Linked DNA regions of Homo sapiens: regions 2 and 3 are each linked to region 1. The links are chromatin contacts, found by Hi-C or POLR2A ChIA-PET in ENCODE. All regions are on one chromosome and are shown on one strand. The core of a region is the stretch at or near the end of the contact, and the rest is flanking DNA. Distances in the headings are between cores, read along the strand shown.

Region 1 (3,783 bases), core at 770-3,269:
GAGAATTCTGGGGGTATGGCCCAGCAATCTGTTTTAACAAACCTTTCAGGTAATTCTGATACACACTAAAGTTTGAAAGGTTTCTTTAAGGCTTTCCAGTTTTCTTTTCTTTTTTGGAGGGATGGGGGGGGGTCTCCCCATGTTGCCCAGGCTGGTCTCGAACTCCTAGCCTCAAGCTATCCTATCCTCCCACCTCGGCCTTCCAAAGCATTGAAATTACAGGCATGACCCACTGCGGCTCGCCTCCGTTTCTAACTTAAAAAAATTTTCTTTGGAGGGGAGCCTTAATCCTTTCTATTATCCTGCTAGTAGAATCTTACTACTCCTGAGGGTAATCTTTGTCATAATCCAAAAGCCTTGAATAAAGGCCTATTTGTATAGTTATGCAGAATATATTCCTGGGAGGTTTGCCTTCCTAGGAGCACAGGTCGGCCCTGGGAGGTGGGGGTTGGGGGGCAGGGCTGCATTCTAAAGTCCTGTAACAACGCACAAGTACAACTGAATAGAACTCGGAACAAAGGCATCAGGGCCACGGTGCAAGTCTTTGTTCATCCGTTCCCCGACTGCTCACCCTGTCTGATACCGCTCTTTTCCACCCAGAAAAGCAGCCACTCAAGTTTTAAGAATGGATGTATGCCGCGGACGTTTTCGATTAGGCCGTTTTCTCTCAGGCACTGGAGGATATTCGTGGCTGCAGGAGGCGCTTCCACCCTTTCCTCAACCTAGCAAAGAAGTAACTGAAACTAACCCAAGGGTTACAACCGAAAAGCCCCTTCCAGCTTCAGAAGCAGAACTGGAAGCTCGGATAGACTTCTCCGCCTCTACACTCCTGGAAAACCCGCAGTGGATTTCACCAACTTCAGGATCGGAGCCCAGGCAGGCGAACGTACCTTATTGCGCATGCTCGCTAGCCCCTCCCGCTCGGAGCGGAAGGGGGAGCGCTGGGGGCCTGGGCCTGGCCTGGCCGGGGCGTCGGCACCGGCGGCCATCTTGGCTTCCCGGGGAAAGGCGGCGTGAGGGGAAGAAGTTGTAGGGTGGGGGCAGGAGTGAGGAGGAGGGAAGAGAGAGGGGGAGGAGGCCGCGGCGGGGCAGGGCGGGGACTGCCTGCCTGCCTGGGTTGCGGAAGTGATAGCCGCCGACCGAGCCTGCTGCTTTCTTGCTACTGCTTCGGCTTCCCGGCTACCCCCCGGACGGTGAAGGCGGCCCAGCTGTGGATGGTCAGATAGCCCTTGTCTCCCGCCGCCAATCTCTGGCCCCTAGCAGCACGGAGCAGACGGCGGCAGCAGCAGCAGCAGGCGAGGAGGAAGATGGCGGGACGGCTGCCGGCCTGTGTGGTGGACTGTGGCACGGGGTAAGGGGGCTTACGGGCGGGGGTGGGGAAACTGAGGCGGAGGAAGGAAGATGGCGGGGGAGGGAGGAGGCCGGGAAATGAATGGTGCGGCGAGGTGCCGCCGCCGGCTGTCAGTCCTAGACCCGCCGGCCAGCGAGGGGTGGGGCCCGCAGCCAGGGCCTCGCGGGTCCCCTCGTTTCTCCCTCCTGGGACTGGGGCGGGGGCGCGGGCCCGAGATTCAACCCCCAACCCTCCCAGCGGCTTTCTCCGCGCGACCCCTCCCGGCCCTTCCCCCACTACGGTGGGCAGCGCCGCCCAAAGGGCGCTGGGGACGGTCGTCTTGGGGGTGGTCCCCGGGCCCGACCCATCCGGCTTTCCTTTCCCTCCGCGCCCGTTTTTGCCAGTCGGTTTGGGGACCCAGGGGCCGAGCTCGGGGACTGGCCTGGCAGGGGAGCTAGAAAAGAGAAGCGCTCCTGGTAGGTTTGACAAGATCGCTGTGACAACATTCTGCCCAGGGTGTGGGTGGGGAAAGGGAAGAATCGGACTCTGAAAATGGGAACCTACAGTGGGGCTTTCATTTGACCACCCACCTTCTCCTTTCGACTCCTGGTCATTTCCATCTCCCTCTGCGTTTTAACCGGTGAACCAAGTCACATTTTAATTCGAGGGAGAAAGATGTCATGTGTTACTTCTGTAGCCTCAAAAAAGTCCCCCAGTGAGCAAGCGCGCTGCAACTTCCTTAGTTTTGTCAAAGCCGCTTCCTGCTTTCAGTCTTTTATACCCTTATAAGGTAGTTTTTAGTTTCCAACCTGAGCACATCTTACTAGAACTTTTAAGCAGGTTTTAAAGAGACTGAATTACCGGTGCTTGGTGTCCATTTATATGACTTAAAAAAATGTACTTATGTTTCATGGAGTGGGGGAAAGGAAGCACCCTGGAAAATAAACTAATTTAAGTTGTATTCGTTCATTCTGTGATGGTATCTTGAAGGAAGCAGGAAGGTATAGAGGTATATAGGAGGGTGTTTAAGTTGCAAATAGTTACTCGTAGATATGTAGGGTAGTTTGCGAAAATGTAGAGTGGCTTTAAAGTGTGGTCGTTCATTTTGTATTAATAGACGTTTTAGAGAGTTGTACCACACTCATAACTGCATAGAGAATAGACTACCCTTATTTTTATGTAGAATCACTGCTTCAGGATGACATATAGGAAAGTGGTTTTTTTTTCTGTGCTGATGACATCTCTCCAATTCCCAGAACACTCCCAGTTTTTTTTTTTTGAGGGGGAAGTCAGTAAGAGGTGGACTGTCAGGCTTTTTTTTTTATTATTAATTATAATTATTGATTTCATTATTGTTACTTAAAAGATTGTGTGTCCTTCACTCTTTATGTGAAATTTCTTTAATCTTCATTCTCATAACTAGCTAGTGTGGCAGTTTCTAAAATCCCAGTTAGGTAGAGAGAAACCACCAACTTCTTAATATTCTCCTAGGAAAACACTAGCCTTGGAACTTCTATGTATTTTTTTGATGAACACTTTATTTAAAAGTTTTTCCTTAATTCAGTCTCATTTCTCTGAACCAATAATTTTTTTTATTTCTCCCTTCTTAGTCTAATTGGTGAGTATTTTTATGTCTAGGTTCAGTTTTAAAATTAGATTTGGCCTGAGTCAGTAGGATAGGACTTTTCAAATGTGTTTTGTTAAAGTGACGAATATTGCTACATAATTAATGCTTTAGAAATTACTGCGTTTTCAAAAAAATAGTGTAAATAATTGTGGCCCTGAGAAATAATATGGTAACATCTCAAGTAGTATGTTACTTTTCTAATCTCCATTTTCCCCCTTTTGAAATAGTTTCGAATTAGTATACAAGATGTTTCATTGAGATAAACTGTCCTTAAGTGACCTCCTTTCCTAAAGGGCAACCTTGAATTTAAAACATGCTGAATGACCAGTAGGATCGGGAAGAGGGGTTCAATTTAACCTAGGCTATTTCTGTTTTAAAATTACGATTATCACAATAGTGTATTTTTAAGTTATTACATTGGTTTCTCCAATAAGGAGAGGTTATTAACTGCACATTGATGATTTGAATGGAACTGATTAGGAGTCCCCTTGCCACCTCACTCTCTTTTACCATTTGTCACAATCTGAAATTCCCCCTTTAGAGTTTCAGTTATTTTGGTTCTCAAAAGCCTTTTTGGTCTTACAAGTTTCCAGTGGTGCCTCCTGGGAAGTTACACCTTCAGCTTTATTTGCACATGGAGGATAAGTCCTTGAGGTTGAGGACCCTGAGATAAACATCTCTAAGTATGGCCTTAACAGGGAGCTTTTACATTTCAAAATTCTGTGGTCCCCGAATGCAAATTGTGCACCTGTAATTTGTCTAATTTTTTTTATGCTTTAGAGAATGCATTCAGCTCTGAGGTCTCTAAATTACAATTACTCACTTA
Region 2 (3,783 bases), core at 523-3,022, 6.4 Mb after region 1:
GTGGGTCCTAGGGGATGGGGGGCAGGTGGGAACAGTAGAATCCTGGCCTGTGGCCTGATTTCTGACCCTGTTCCCTCAACTATCATACCCTTTTCACTTGGGTAGGCTGCTGCAGCTGCTCTCCTCTCTATACTTGCATTTGACAAAGGGTACCACCACAGCAGGCCCTTTCCACCAGGCTGCACGCGGTCACACTTGATACAGATGGGCTTTGGGAGATAAGGCTGTACCAGATTGGTGATCACACACTTGACTGTACATCGTGGCCTCTGGTGGCAATCACTAATGTAAGCTCACATTCCTGAGGCACTCACCAAGTTCCTAGCACTGTACTGAGAGCTCTATGTGGACTTGCATGTACATCTTCTTACCTATAGCATGGAGGTGCTGCTATTGGGCAGCTGGTGAAACTAAAGCCCACAGAAGTAGTTTCCTAATTAAGTAACTGCTAGTCACAAGGTAGAGCCCTCCTTTAATCCTATGCTTCCAGACTCCAAACCTGTGCACTTAACTGTTACTCCGTAAGAAAAGGTTTGGGTCTGATTCCTCTTCTAGGTTATAAATACTAGGGAGCTTCCTCTTTGAGAAGCCTCCTACCCCATCTCCTTACTGTACCTAGCAAAGTGTCTGTCATACGATTAGCACTCAATAAAAGTTTTAAATGTGAATGAGAATGGTAAAAACAGAATACTTAGTAGGCTAACACTAGGATATTCTTCTGATTGCACTTTTTTGTTAAGTTGGTCACTTAAGACTAAGGTAAAGCTTCTGTGCTTTTTGATATAGATGCTGATGGAGGGACTGGATCTGGTAGATACATAGCAATCTAATCATGGCCCAAAGCCTCCAATATAGTATACACATGCATCCTAACTTACAATGATCAACAATGAAAGAATTAATTACACTGTGCTAGCAGCCATGGATATCACATTGCATAAGAGATAGTTCCCTCCCTTAGAGATAAGAGGCAGACGTTTAAACTGTCAGTTGCGATGGCTTGTGACTCTCATGAGGTCTGCGTAGGGGTCAGCACGGTCACAAAACCTGTGGAGGAGGAGGTGGTTAGGAAGGAAAATCCACCGAGATGAAGCTGTACTGGATACAAAATCACACGTTCCTGGGCTTTGGCAGGGAGCTTGCCCACTGCACTTCCTGCCTCGAGGCTATGGCTGGGGTGGGATTCTGGCCCTTGTAGGCGGCCTGGGTCCAGTCTCCGCCATGCACTCACTAACTCCATTACTGCTAATGGGATGTCATCAGCGAAGCGAGTGGTGGCGGCAGGTGGAGTCCCGCCCCAAGACCCCCGGGCGGCATCCCCATCGCCGCGCTCCAGCACTCTTCGCCACCTCGTAATTTTCTTCTGTTTCTGTATGATCAGGTCTGTCCTTCGCTTTTGCTTTCCATTACTTCGTCCTAGCCCTGGCCTGAATCCCACAACTGGCGCCCCACCTTGTGCACCCGCACCCGCCCTCAATACCGGCGGGCAGCTCCTCCACTGCCGCAGGGTTACCAGCTGCGTGTCCGAGGGGCAGAGAGAGAAACAGAGGGGGACGGGGCAGGCGCGCTGGGCCCGCCCCCCCGTGCCTGGGGCAGCTTCTCATTGGTGAAACCTCCTCCCCGGCCGCCCGCTGCTTGGAAAATCAGCCTCGGATTGGCTGACAGCCCCCCGACGGGCGTGGCTTCCGAGGAGAGGGCAAGAACGGAAGCGAGGGCGCGCTCTCGAGAGGAGGGGTTGCCTAGGCGACGCCGGAGGCGCGCTCGGGGGGTGGGAAAGCGAGCCCGGCAGCTCAATGACAAATCGGTGGAGGACGGCTGGGGTCCGGCCCCGGGAGGGGGCGGGGCGCGTTTAAGAGCTGCGGGCCGGGTGCGGACGGCGGAGGCGGCGGGACTGGTCCCTGGTAAGGGCGCGGCGCCCGCGGGCCCCGGGCGGGGTGGGGCGCGGGCTGGGGAGTGGGGTACGCCGCACGCCCGCAGCCTCTTGCTCCCTCCGTGCCGGGCTGTGGCCGGGCGGCGGCAGGACATGTCGCGCCCCGAGGCCGGCGGAGGGCGACGCCCCGGCAGCGGCCCCGCTCCGCTCCGGGAGGACTCCCTGGGGGAGTCTCGGCTTCCTGGGCTGCCTGGGGCTGAGGAAGTGGGGGCGGCCTCCGCCTCTCCCTTGTAGCCGCGGTTCCTTCCCTATCCCGCAGATGGCTCTGCTTCCACTTCCTGCCGCGGGCCTCCCGCTCGGGACCGTCCACTTCCTCAGTCCTCCGGCCGCGGCTTGGGCAGGGTCAGGGCTGGGAAGTGTTGCAAAAACTTAACTGCCCTCGGAACTTGCACGCGCCGTGAACTGGGCGGTGTTCCTAAAGGGCTTCGGTTTGCTGGTTTTGTTTTGGTCCTGTCTTGCAAATGAGCATAAAGTTGTTTCTCCCCCAGCCTCCTCCCCTTTCCTTTCTGATAGGGGCCAGCGGCGAAGGGGCTTCTAAGGGGAAGCGCCTGGACTGGGCATCGCCGTCCCGGTTCTTGCCGCCTGTGGGAGTGTGAGGTTAACCGTGCTCGGTGCAGGGTTGCGGGGCGCGGAGCTTGCTGCGTCCACACTGCTTGTGTGAGCAGTGTCCTCTCTGTGCTCATTTCCAACGAGAAACGTTGGAACTTTGGTGTTCTTATCAGGTGAGTCTTCGGGAGAGAAGTGCTTGTGCCTGGCGGACTGAATGAATTGGCCGTGGAAGAGACTTGGCTGATTGCTCATCTGGGTTACCTGTGACTCATCTTCAGCCCTTGTAGAACAGTGCACTTTCTGCTCTGTCCTGGTTTCCTAACCTCATTTCTTCTGAAGTTTTGGGGATGGATGGTGGGCATGGAGTATCAGAGGGGATAGTGAATCTTTTAGAGGTGTCAATGACTGATGTTCCAAGCAGAGCCATAAGATTGTTGGATGTCAAAGCTCAGAACCGGTCAAGGCTCAGAATGCTCCTTAAACCTGGAGCAATAGAAGCACAGTATCGAAGTTCCCAGAAATGGGCCGACCATGAAAGGTAGCACTGCATATTGGGAAAAACAGGAGGGGTGAGTTTGAAGACCTGGGTTTGATGCAGGTTCTGAGAGTTTACCGGTGTTGTGATGTGGAGCACGATCTTTCCCCCTCTGAGCTCCAGAGTCAGCAACTGTAGAAGGGTGATGATAGTTATCCTAATTGTTAGGATTAAACGAAATAGGAGCGGGGGAGAAGAAGGCCAGGGAGACATATCCTTTGTGCGTGGCTTTAGTTGTCAGCCGGTCTGCTTTATTCTGACCACATCTGGGGCTTTCCTTCCTTGCCCATTCACATTGCTTCCCATTGGAAACAGCACTCTTATCGGAGATCTCAGCCAGATTTCCCTCTGCCCGAGGAATAGAACATTTTCCCAGGATTGTGTGTGGAAAATAGTGTAAGTTATTAGATATCTTTTGGGAACTTGGGACCTAGACCATAAGGATAAACAGGATTTAGAGTCTTCCACGGCATATGAAGAGATTTTGGTAGAAGATGAGGGTAGAAAAGTTCTAAATTCTTGCCTTGACTGAAGATGGCTTGAGATTCCATGAAAAATTTTAAGCCTGAGAATTGAGATAATCCTTTTTTTGTTTGTTTTTGGGGGCAGAGTCTTGCGCTATTTCCCAGGCTGGAGTGGAGTGGTGTGATCACCGCTCACTGCAGCCCCCACCTCCCAGGCTCAGGTGAGTCTCCCACCTCAGCCTCCCGAGTAGCTTGGTACAGTCTTGCACCACCATGCCAAGCTAATTTTTGTATTTTTTGTAGAG
Region 3 (3,783 bases), core at 714-3,213, 5.9 Mb after region 1:
GGTGCAGTGGCTCACTCCTGTGATCCTAGCACTTTGGGAGGCCAAGGCAGGAAGATTGCTTGAGGTCAGGAGGGTTCAAGATCAGCCTGGGCAACACAGTGAGAGCCTGTCTCTATTGAAAAAAAAAAAAAAAGAAAGAAATGCAGAATTTCAGGGCCCACTCTAGACCTAATGGATTAGACCATGCCATTTAATAAGAACTCCAGGTGATCAGCATGTATATTAAAGTGTGAGATATACTAATTTATTATTTCCCAATTCAATTTTCAGTGGGCCCATGTGAGCCTGGGGCACAGTCTAAAGCTCTCTCTCTCTTTTTTTTAAGGACAATAATTGCTTCTTCTCTTTCCAGGGTTGCAGGCAGGTAGATTTAAGGTGAACTCAGATTTTTCAAGGAATAATGGTGAGTATTGGTAACTTCAAAGGGTCCATCCTGGTGACTTGCAGGGGAAGTTCCACTCAGGAACTTTTGTGTCTTGCTTAACACCAGACACAAGACTACATGTAAGCCATGTGGCTCACATGTGTAATCCCAGCTACTCCGAAGGTTAAGGTAAGATGATCTCTTGAGCCCAGGAGTTGGAGACCAGCCTGACAACATAGCGAGACCTTGCCTCTAAACAAAAATTACATATTGTATGATTCTATTTATATGAAACATTCAATTTCTGGTGGAAGTCTCATATGATCTTTGGTTGGAGGATGACTGGATGTTGACAGATGACAATGAGGTGAAGAGCATTTTAGCAGAGGGAATGGCATGATCAAAGACAAAATGGAGAGTCAGAGGCAGGAATGCATATTTAGGGAGGAATGAATGAGCACTGGCTACAACAGAGATCTGGGAAGAAAAGCAAGTGAAGGAAGTAAAGCTGGAAACATGGATTGACAAGTTGCCTTTTTCAAATGGAAAAACTAACAGGTGTGAGGGAGAAGAGAGTCAATAGAAATTTCTGTCTTTTCCAGATTTGTTCACATTCCCCTGATTTGTAGTCATTTTGTCGGCTTGGGAAAGTGGTTTTTGAAAGATCGTCTTTATAAAGGTAGGCTCTGATAGGATGCTCAAGCTAAGAGCAAGGAAGGACAAAGAAGGCGCCTGGCGACAGAAAAGGGCACTAACAAAAATTGGGCAAAAAGGAAGTGTGGCGGTCCCCAAATCCCTTCTTCCTCCATTTCAGCTGAGATCATTCGCCAGTAGGCAACTGTGGTATTACCAATAAGTTTGTATCACCAATAAAATATTATAATGCACCTGGCTAAAAACCCTGGCGTGATAACACCAAATTCATGTTATTAGAAGGAATTAAATTTTAAAAAGCACACCGTTCCAGGCACACAGAAGGAGCCCCCGAACGTTTGTTTTATAAACGCAGGTTGGTTGCTGAGGCTTTGTTTTGGAGCCTACGTTTAGGAGAGGAAATGATTCAAAACTGCCCCCCAAAACCTATATCCTCCAGGAGCACTGAGGTTGGGGCGACCTGCTGCCAACTGGTCTGGTTTTCCCTTTTAACACACGCTTCTTGCCCACTATCCGGTCCCTGCGGTCAGTGGGTGCAGCAGGGGTCGCAGTCCAAACAACCAATCGCGACGCGGCTGCGGGGCGGGGGCCACAGCGCTCCGCCTCCCCCCTCCAATCCGCCCTCCCAATCCTCCTAGGCCGCTCTCTCTCGCACCTGCGTGTCCCTCTGCGCTCCGACTGGTGCGACTTCTCCCTGCGCTAGCGAGGCAGGGTTTTGGCCTCGCCTCTCGCGAGATCGCCTCCTGTTGCTGCCGCCGCCGCTCCTGGCCACTGACTGGCGGCGCCTGCGCAGCCGCCATGTTCGGTTGCTATGCTGCGGCCTAGGAGAGGGGGTGTGCTTGAGGGAGGAGGAAGAGATAGAGGAGGAGGAGGGGGAGGAAGAGGAGGTGGAGAAGGAGGGGGGTGACTGAGCTCCTCTTGCACTCTCACACACAAACGCTGCCCAGGATTACCCGCCAGCTCACGCCGCGCAGTGCGCTTTTCCGCTCCTCGCGCCCCACCACCAACATTGTTCTCTCAGGACTCCTGGGTCCCAGGGGCCGGAATTGGGCCTGAGCGGGAGAGGAAAGAGACTTGGCTTTGGCCGCGGGGTCGGAGGATTGGGGCCAGGCCCCCTCCCCCACGCACTTTTGGGGGTGTGGATTATCTCATCCCTGCAGGGAGGTAGGAGAGGTCGCCGGCTGCCCGCCTCCCTGCCACCTCCCCAGCGGCGCCGGCCCGCGGCTGCCCAGCAGCATGAGGTGGTGCTGGCGGCTCCGGGTCGTGGCGCGACCGCTGCGGCGGCGGCTGCTCGGGGGGCGCTGAGGTAGCCCCCCGGAGCGGCACGGAGGACGCGCTTCTCCTCTGCGCGCCGGGGCCTCGAGGCTTTTTTTCTCCAGCCGAGAGGACGCGGCTGTGATATACGAAGGTAAGAGGTTCTCCGGTCCCCGCCGGCCTCTCGGCCCTGCACGTTGAACGGGAGGCTCTTACCTGCATGTGTGGCTCCTGGGAGGTGAGCCAGGTGGGGCAAGCCGGAGGTACGAGGATGATTTGAAAGGAAGGAAAAAAGGACAAAAACAAACAAACAAACAAACAAAAAAACGCTTTCTTTCCTTTCTTCCTGGGACCTCTGCTTTTGCGGGGGTTATAGTTGGAATCTCTGTTATGGGTCAGCGAAGGGCCAAGGGATGGAATAGGTGCGGAGATGGAATGTTCCCAGTACCTAAACTCTAGGTAAAGCTTTGGAATCTTGAGTTTTCCATTGCTGGTAGAATTCCTTTTTTTTTTTTTTTTTTTTTTGGCTCATATGAGCGCTTCTTGCACGCTGCATGAGCCAACTATTCCTACCATTGAAGTTTTAAGCCTGTTATGATTCTACCAGTATATACCTGTATTTGGGAATCTGTAGTTGAGCCAAAAAAAAAAAAAAAAAAAAAGTTGAGATGTGGGTAAACAGTGATGCATTTCGCAGGGTTTCCATAAAATGGAACAGCTTACAGTTGCACAGGTGATGTGTGGATGTTTCTGCAAAACTTAGGGTGGAAGATTTTATGTCTGGGCTTGCATCATGTAGTGACATCAGTATGTACAAGGACGATTTGTAGGATTTTTCAAAACGCCTGTTCTAGGATAACTTGTTATGCATCTGCAATATGCCAGCTGCTTTTCGAATAAGAGGTTTCAGTAATACTAAGTTTCTGTGTCCAGATCTTGGGCCCAGTTGAAACAGTACAGCTGATTGGTCACATTTAAAACATATTTATGGAGAAAGATAAAAGGCCAATGTGTCCGACTTGCAAAAGACAATTAGAGTAGAAAGAAGACTGGAACAGTAAAAGCCAGGGCATTTTTAAATCTTGGTTTTCTGAACTTTAACGTGCCAGAGGAAAAAAATTTTTTTTCAATTTTAAGGGGGAAGGAGATGGCCTTAAAATAAAGGATTGTTCAGAGCCTAAACTGTGCTTAATGGAATAGAGCTAGGTATATCATCTAAATCTTGAATTTGACTAATATAAATTCAGCTTTCTTTTAAAGAAAAAACTCGTAAGCAGAAGTTTGTGTATTCTACAGAACCTCTTCACTAGCTCGTAAGTGTGATCATTTTGTGGACATCACTGTTTTTTTGTTAGAATAAATTTATGCTCCAATTACCACAAAAGCAATTTTTATGTCTCTTCGCATTTTTTATGGTACACATATCTTTGTTACATTTTGCATTGAAACACGCACGGTCCCATAGTATCATAATCTTCAGTGATTTATAAGAGAAACAGTCTATTTTGTAC

The links. Hi-C counts contacts between places; a loop is a spot of excess contacts on that map. ChIA-PET counts read pairs that join two places held with the same protein, here RNA polymerase II (POLR2A). Pooled maps may share reads with other maps.
Region 2: a pooled map shows a loop between it and region 1 (10-fold over the local background). The contact joins the promoter of RALB here to the promoter of ACTR3-AS1 in region 1. A Hi-C loop is called at or near these places in 4 of 50 pooled maps.
Region 3: a map of CD8-positive, alpha-beta T cell shows a loop between it and region 1 (25-fold over the local background). The contact joins the promoter of PTPN4 here to the promoter of ACTR3-AS1 in region 1. A Hi-C loop is called at or near these places in 1 of 168 maps with a recorded cell type or tissue (CD8-positive, alpha-beta T cell) and 7 of 50 pooled maps. POLR2A ChIA-PET finds 5 or more read pairs at or near these places in 1 of 52 experiments (B cell).

Annotation. Positions count from the first base shown.
Region 1 is chr2:113,888,973-113,892,755 of GRCh38, forward strand. ACTR3-AS1 (ACTR3 antisense RNA 1) reads right to left here and starts at 2,020. Exons shown (of 5, transcript NR_110174.1): 1 at 1,921-2,020. It overlaps ACTR3 (actin related protein 3), which reads left to right and starts at 1,117. Exons shown (of 12, transcript NM_005721.5): 1 at 1,117-1,351. The coding sequence starts at 1,308. LOC124906071 (a long non-coding RNA gene) reads right to left here and starts at 795. Exons shown (of 3, transcript XR_007087205.1): 1 at 1-795. RefSeq lists enhancers at 488-797, 918-1,007, 1,040-1,695, 1,778-1,827, 1,878-2,057 and silencers at 1,088-1,147, 1,388-1,647.
Region 2 is chr2:120,251,080-120,254,862 of GRCh38, forward strand. It overlaps RALB (RAS like proto-oncogene B), which reads left to right and starts at 1,773. Exons shown (of 5, transcript NM_002881.3): 1 at 1,773-1,901. RefSeq lists a silencer at 1,466-2,055 and an enhancer at 2,556-2,825.
Region 3 is chr2:119,757,959-119,761,741 of GRCh38, forward strand. It overlaps PTPN4 (protein tyrosine phosphatase non-receptor type 4), which reads left to right and starts at 1,964. Exons shown (of 27, transcript NM_002830.4): 1 at 1,964-2,426. LOC101927764 (a long non-coding RNA gene) reads right to left here and starts at 1,756. Exons shown (of 4, transcript XR_007087215.1): 1 at 1,674-1,756. RefSeq lists silencers at 1,506-1,615, 2,166-2,465 and enhancers at 1,655-1,949, 1,666-1,925, 2,196-2,820.